3 separate regions of the Homo sapiens genome follow, and all the other regions are linked to region 3. Evidence: chromatin loops called from intact Hi-C (ENCODE). Cell type or tissue: mammary epithelial cell. All regions are shown on one strand.

The links. Hi-C counts contacts between places; a loop is a spot of excess contacts. Peaks named below come from ENCODE experiments on the same cell type or tissue, not always from the same donor. Only the 100,000 strongest peaks of a DNase experiment are listed, where the experiment ranks them.
Region 1: it touches region 3 in a loop (7-fold over the local background); 7 of 110 quality-filtered maps call a loop at or near these places.
Region 2: a loop joins it to region 3, with 9 times the contacts of the local background. A loop is called at or near these places in 59 of 110 quality-filtered maps.

Annotation. Positions count from the first base shown.
Region 1 is chr3:9,174,617-9,177,116 of GRCh38, reverse strand. All of the region lies in intron 1 of SRGAP3 (SLIT-ROBO Rho GTPase activating protein 3), which reads left to right. Among named protein-coding and RNA genes, the nearest start is that of SRGAP3-AS2, 17 kb to the left of the region's middle. In mammary epithelial cell, no CTCF peak of the experiment used is centred here; a DNase peak (open chromatin) is centred at 1,466; H3K27ac peaks cover 1,795 bases.
Region 2 is chr3:9,066,062-9,068,561 of GRCh38, reverse strand. The region is part of intron 4 of SRGAP3 (SLIT-ROBO Rho GTPase activating protein 3); the gene reads left to right. Among named protein-coding and RNA genes, the nearest start is that of RAD18, 100 kb to the right of the region's middle. In mammary epithelial cell, a CTCF peak has its summit at 1,011 (motif pointing right); no DNase peak of the experiment used is centred here.
Region 3 is chr3:9,301,354-9,303,853 of GRCh38, reverse strand. It overlaps a transcript of SRGAP3 not described here. Among named protein-coding and RNA genes, the nearest start is that of SRGAP3-AS4, 53 kb to the right of the region's middle. RefSeq lists a silencer at 994-1,103. In mammary epithelial cell, a CTCF peak has its summit at 1,109 (motif pointing right); DNase peaks (open chromatin) are centred at 1,203 and 1,853; H3K4me3 peaks cover 587 bases; H3K27ac peaks cover 579 bases.

The DNA of each region.
Region 1 (2,500 bases), 130 kb after region 3:
TTTTCCTGAAGTTTTAGTTGCATACACTTCCCTAGAGCCAGTCTCTGAACTTCAGGTTAAGAACCTCAGGATAGAAAAAATAGGAAAATCAAGGCATTAGCAGCAAGGTCATGCAAATGAGGACCTCCCAGGCCAGCTCTCCTGATAACCTTGCTGCTATTGACTTAGGTTTCTGTCTTTTAAGTGGAGTTGATACAGTCTGGATATTTGTCCCTGCCCAAATCTCATGTTGAAATGTGATCCCCACTGTTGGGGTAGGGCCTGGTGGGAGGAGTTTGGGTCAGGGTAGAGGAGGAATCCCTCTTGAATGGCTTAGCCCATCTCCTTGGTGATGAGTGAGTGAGTTCTTGAGAGATACAGCTGTTTAAAAGTGTGTGGTTCCTCCCCGCCCCCCACTTGCTTCTGCTTTTACAGTGTGATGCACCTGCTCCTACTTTGACTTCCACCATGATTGGAAGCCTCCTGAGGCCTCCCCAGAAGCAGGTGCCACCATGCTTCCTGTACAGCCTGCAGAACCATGAGCCAATTAAACCTCTTTTCTTATATATTACCCAACCTCAGACATTTCTTTATAGCAGTGCAATAATGGACTAACACAGGAGTCCCATGGATGATTACTTGTGGGTAAAATCTGTGGTCAAATAAATCTGAGGAACACTGTCTAATCTGTGCTCCTTTTGGAGAGTCACAACATATACTAATAACAGTAATATTTATTTCTTATGATCATTAGTGTAACTGCCATTTATGAAGGGCTTCCTACATGGTAGGTACCCTATGAGGCCCTTCATATGCATTTTCATGCCATCTCATCATAGCCTTGTGTGACAGATGCCATCATCACCCTGTGTTACAGAAGAGAAATGAACATGTGGAGGGATTAAGAATCCCAAGCTAGGCTGGTTGTGGTTGCTCACGCCTGTAATCCCAGCACTTTAGGAGGCCGAGGCGGGTGGATTATGAGGTCTGGAGTTTGAGACCAGCCTGGCCAACATAACGAAACCCTATCTCTACTAAAAATACAAAAATTAGCCGGGCATGGTGGCACGTGCCTGTAGTCCCAGCTACTCTGGAGGCTGAGGTGGGAGAATCGCTTGAACCCAGGAGGCGGAGTTTGCAGTGAGCCGAGACTGCGCCATCGCACTCCAGCCTGGGTGACAGAGTGAGGCTCCATATCAAAAGAAAAAAAGAATCCCAAGCTACCTTCTAGGAAACAGAAGATTTGGTGCTCAACCCCTGCCAGTCTGATATGTGTCTATGCACTTTAATCCCTCAAGAGGTGGGAAATCACCTTTGCTGATAACGGAGCCCTTTTTCTCTCTAAACATGTAGAAGCATCCCAAGGACCACACCTGGTTTGGGACATGCTGGTAAAGTGTTGATTTCCGTTGATGGTCTAGAACAGAAAGAATGTAGACCTGGCACAGGCTCAACTCCACAAATATTTCCTGTACCAGGCGTGGTGCTAGGAGTGCCAGGAATGCGGCACAAAGCTGCATCCTCATTGCCTGGGGGTACCCAGAGTCCCAGCTTTTCCCCATAGCAGACCAGCCTTTCCCTGAGCTGCCCCACCTTGAGGGCTCCCCGTGCTGGGTCCTTCTGGGACCATCCAGCTGTGTCTTCCCTCAGGGGAATAGGGCTCTGTGTCATGTTCATGATGAGTTCACAGCAAAATGCACATTCATTCTGTAAATGTTTATCCAGGACTTTCTGTGGCCCTGGCTTGTGCTAGGAATTGGGGATACAGAGGCAAACAAAATGCTCTCTTTTCGTAGGACACCCGTCGTCTAGTAGGGGAGACAGAGCAGTGCAGAAGAAACCATAAGAAACCAAAGTATAAGACAGGTGAAGTGCCCTGTTAGAGATAGAAACCAGCCTGCTGTGGGAGTTCTGAGATATGGATGAGTTCTTTCTTTCTTTTTTTAATTAACGGAATTATTTTGGCTTGGGATTTAAGCTCATGCTTAAATGATGTTGGAACATCTGGCTGACAAACAAACCATTGTCAGCCTCCTAGGTGTTTGGCTGACAGGGCCTGTGTTCCTAAGCATCCCGGGGAGTTTCGGATGTAGGGGGACTGTGGGAATGAGGCCCAGCAGTGCCTGCATGCACTGAGTGCTATCACCCCCACTCCTGCACACAGTCCTCCCAGTCCACGGAATGACGCCTCCCTGGTGTCTTCCTTTGCTGAGCTGCTCCCATTTCTCACATGGGCCTCAGTCACTCCCATGAGCCTCAGGAACAAGCCTACACTTGCTTTCTGCTGCCCTCAGTTTCCTCCTCTGTCAGCTGCGAGTACTGATTCCTCCTCGGGAGGATCAAATGAGATGAAAAACATGGGGAGAACTTTGCAAATGGGAGTCCCCCTGGAGGAGAAGTAGCAGATTCCAGCCCCCTCACTCCCGTCTGGGTGCGACTTCCCTCTGGTGAGAACGGGCAAGGTCAGGCGAGGCTGGAATTCTTTCATGGGTCCTGAAACCTTAGGTGAACTCCCGCCTGT
Region 2 (2,500 bases), 240 kb after region 3:
ACCCTCGGCAGTGGAGTTCACTGTTATTCTTGGAATCAGGAATCGAGTAGATCACAGGGAGTTTGGCCCCAGGGTACTTGGGTTGTCTTCTCCAAGCATGGGATTTTTGGAATGAAGTTTAGAGGCTGTCTGGGAAGTTTGGCCTGTCGGAGGGCAGGAAGAGTACTCTGTGGCTCAAGAAGAGTAGAAAATGATGTAAAGGGAGAGAAAATAAAAAAAGAAAACTAGGCAAAGGATATGTGGGAATTGAGAACACCCAGCTGGGCTGTTGACCTTGAGAGAGTGGATGGATGCATGGTGATTGGACAGGAAGATCTAGCTGTAAATAGAAAGGCTCTCTTTTCCCCTGAACTACCCAGCACAGATGACAGATTCGTGGCGAGGCAAGCAGACTCAGAAGCCAAAATAGAAAAAGGAGATGTAGCAGGAATCATTGAACGCAGACGGGGATGGGATCCAGACATGAAAAACACCAGCAATATGGTGGTGAGGCAAAGAACCCAGGGTTGTCTGTGGATGTGGAGGGACATGTCGAGAAGGGGGAAGGTGGGGTCCTGGAGACAGCCGCAGCAGGCGTTCTCACACTTTAGCCACACCTATTTTATTTTATTTCTTCTTTACATTCCATCCATTTTTGCTCATTTGTAATCTCCCTAAAACTCCTAGAAACCCCCTTCTTGCTGATTTCATCCTCTCTGTATGCCAGTTCCACCAAGACCATATCCAAATAACTCAATGGACTCATTTATTTTATTTTTATTTTAAGTTCCAGGATACATGTGCAGGACACGCAGGTTTGTTACATAGGTAAACGTGTGCCATCGTGGTTTGCTGCACCTATAGGCCCATCACCTAGGCATTAAGCCCCACATGCGTTAGCTATTTATCCTGATGCTCTCCCTCCCGCCGCCTCCCCTGACAGGCCCCAGTGTCCTTTTAACCAAGGCATGAAGATCATCAAAATAGGCGCCTGCTTTGATTATCTGCAAGTCTGCAGTCACCCCTTTTGGCCACTAGATGTCGAGAACGCATCAATATGGCACATATTCTGGTCCATTGAGTTATTTGGATGTGATCTTGGTGGAACTGGCATACACAGAGGATGAAATCAGCAAGAAGGGGGTTTTTTGGAGTCTTAGGGAGATCGCAAATGAGCAAAAATGGACGGAACGCAGAGAAGCCGTCTTTCCACCAAGACCCATGAAGAAAAGTTGACTGCATTTTAAATCCATGTATTGTTTTCCAAGTTTGGGGGATTTTTAGGATGAAGGAAGAAGGGAGAAACATGGCATAAAAATATATTTTTTTTCACATTAGTTAATGTTCTCCAGAGCTTGTAAGCATTTCCAAGTGAGCATGTTTCAGGTTCTTAAACCCTGAGCCCAAATCAGGGATAATAATGATGATGATGGTGGTGGTGGTGGTGGTAGCATCTGATAGATACCTCCATGGCTCTTACTATGTGGAAGGTATTGTTCTCAGCACTTTACAGAAATTAACTCATTTAGTGCTCATAACAAGCATAGGAAGTAAATTTTTATCCCATTTTTACAGACGAGGAAGCAGAGGTCAGAGAGGTTGTGTGACTTGTCCAAGGTCACACAGCTAAGGAGTGGGACCATCAGGATTCAGCCCAGACACTTGTCCATATTCTTACCTTCCATGATCTACAATATATGTTGCCACATTGACTCCTGGCCAGTGGCAAAGGCAACTTTCTGAACAATGAATCAATGCTGTGATTTAATGATAAAAGTCACAGAGCCTGGGCGTGGTGGCTCACGCCTGTAATCTTAACACTTTGGGAGGTCAAGGCGGGAGGATCACCTGAGGTCAGGAGATCAAGACCAGATTGACCAACACGGTGAAACCCCATCTCTACTAAAATATAAACATTAGCCGGGCATTGTGGCGGGTGCCTGTAATCTCAGCTACTCAGGAGGCTGAGGCAGGAGAATCACTTGAACCCAGGAGGTGGAGGTTGCAGTGAGCCAAGATCATGCTACTGCACTCCAGCCTGGGCAACAAGAGTGAAACTCTGTCTCAAAAAGAAAAAATAAAGTCACAGAATTCCTCATTCTAATAAACGCACTTCACAGCACTTCAAATGACAAGGAATAAGATTTTAGGGTTGGCCAGGAATTCATTCTGAGTTCTCTGACTTACAGGGCTTGGTTAGATAGGAGCACGTTTCATTCCTGGGGGAAGCCTTGGCTCTGTTAGCTGTTACAGTAATCCAAGCCACAGAAGAGAATGAACAAGGCCCAGGAGCCATGGATTCCAGAAGTTTCTTTGTTTCTTAGCATAGAAAGATGATCATACACTTGGCATTGCAGAAGAAAAGTACATTTCTGGTTGGGGACCAGTAAAAATGCTGTTGGTATGGAGCAGCCCAGCCAGTGTTCAGGCTACTAAAAGTATGCCTGCTCAGAAAATGGTAATGAATTAAAAAAATTCATTAAGGGCTGGGTGTGGTGGTTCACACCTATAATACCAGCAC
Region 3 (2,500 bases):
GTCTTCAGTTTCCTTATTTTAAGATGAAGATAATGTTGATCTTAACAGGCTGTTGTGTGGATTAAATGAAGTAATGTTTATCAAGTGTAAATCGCCTTCCAAATGTTATTATTGTAGACTTTTCAAATTGGTGCAGTCTCTTGTGGATTAAGCCAGTGACTTGAGCAGTCATTCTATACCTTCCTCATGGCTATTTTGAAGATTAAATAAATTAATATAAATAAAATGCTTAGAACAAGGCTTATCACATCACAAACACTCAAAAAGTGTTAGCTAAATCAACAAGGATAAAATTTCAGGTATGCAAGATGATTAAGTTTTAGAGATCTCTATATAGGTGTAGTATATAGTTAATACTGCTGTATTGTGTACTGGAAAATCCATTAAGAGGGTAGGTCTTATGTTAAGTGTTCTTTTTTTTTTTTTTTTGAGATGGAGTCTCACTCTGTCGCCCAGGCTGGAGTGCAGTGGTGCGATCTCAGCTTGCTGCAACCTCCACCTCCCGGGTTCAAGCAATTCTCCTGCTTCAGCCTCCTCAGTAGCTGGGACTACAGGCATGCGCCACCATGCCCAGCTAATTTGCGTACTTTTAGTAGAGATGGGGTTTTACCATGTTGGCCAGGCTGGTCTTGAACTCCTGGCCTCAAGTAATCTGCCCGCCTAGGCCTCCCAAAGTGCTGGGATTACAGACATGAGCCACCGCGCCTGGCACGTGTTCTTGCCACAATTAAAAACAAACAAACAAACAAACAAACAAATGTAAAGGAAAAAATATAAGTAAGAAAAAATCGAGGCAGTGTTACAGCTTGTCAGAGTGCTCAGAACAAATGCTGTATAACTTCTAGAATTTATCATCTACATTGGTTTATAACCATTTACTATTTCAAAAGTGGTGACAAAAGGTGGTGGTGGGAGATATTAGGTACTTTAAGTATTATCTTCGTTGCCATTCTTCGGTGTCATTTTACCCATTCGAATTCTGAGGTTCAGAGAACTGAAGCCCCTTGCTCGGATTGCAGAGCCTCTCCCCCTTGTACCCGGGAGACTGTTCCTAGTGGCTGTTCTGGGACATTCTCAGAGCGGTTCGCCAGGTGGCGCTCTTCCCCCGGGATAGGATCCGGCCAAGACCCACCCCGCGGCAGACGCTAGCCCTTCCTCACTGCAAGAACCTGGCGTTCTACAGCCAGCAGGGGTTTTGAGCGTGTCTAAGCTCTCATTTTAGAGGGAGAGAAATAAAGCTCTGCGAGAGTATGTCCCTGGGCTCAGAGCCACCCACAGGCTCCAGGTGGTGCTGGGGCGGAGTCCCAGTTTATCCAGTGACGAATCCCATTTGCCTCTTACCTCCCTGCGGCATCCTGACCTAGCTCCCCACGCCCACCTGAGCCCCTTCCTTGCAGACACCATGTCATGCCTGGCTGCAGCTGGGCAGAGCGAAGTGCTTCTCTGCCGAGCTGTCGCAAAGCTCCACTATCTAGGAGTAGAGCGAGTGTTTGGGAGCAGGGCAAGCGTTTAGGCAGGCTGGGGAGGGGTGAGGGGGATACCCAGGGACGCACCCTCCCGTTTCTCATTCGTCTCTAGCTGCAGTCAGAAGCAGTGTATGCACTGCTAAGGCCAGGGCCCCTGGAGTCAAACTGCCTTCGCGGAAACCCTTGGCCTCCCCTTACCCAGCAGTGGGCCCTGGGGGCTCACTAAGTTTCCCATCTCTAAAATGGGAATAGTAATACTTACCTCATTGGGTCACCGTGGGGACTCGGTGAACGTACATAAGGCACTGAGGACGGTTGTAAGCACATGATAAGCACAATAAAAATGTTAGCTCTCGGCAAGACGACTCACCAGCACCCTACCTGGATAGAAGAGTTTAGGTGAGAATTTCAGGATGATTCATCATACTCCTCGCCTATTCACTCACCCCACAATATCCTTTCAGAGTAACAACTGCCGTTTATTGGCAGTTATGCCAGGCAGTATGCGAAACCTGTGATTTCCATGATCTCAATTAATCCGCAGATCAACCCTGTGAAGTAGGTACTATTATTGTTCCTCTCTCATGGTTGAGGCTTACACAAGATTAAGTCATTTATCCCAGGTCACGCAGTTAATGACAGAAGTGCGTCCCACGCTCATTCCTGTCTGGTGCCAAAGATGAAGCTTTTTACTACTACTCAATATTCTACCTCCTCTTGAAGCCAGTTAAAAACAACAAACACAGCCCCTCAACAAACACAGGCTCCCAAAGGAGCCACAGGCATCAGCCGTGCTCACTGTAATTCTACAGGACCCACCCCTTACAGAAACCATGGTCTGTAGAGTGAGATTTCTTTCTGCTCTTACGTGGCACAAAAGAGAGAATTTTACAGATGTCTCCCTGCTCCCCTGCAAAGTGCTTTGACTGACACAGAGGCCTCTACACATTAAAGCTAAGTTAGCCATGGAGCCTTTAAGGGCCACCTTCCCCTCTTCCTGTTTCTTCTGAACCTCAAGGCCACCCATCTGGGCA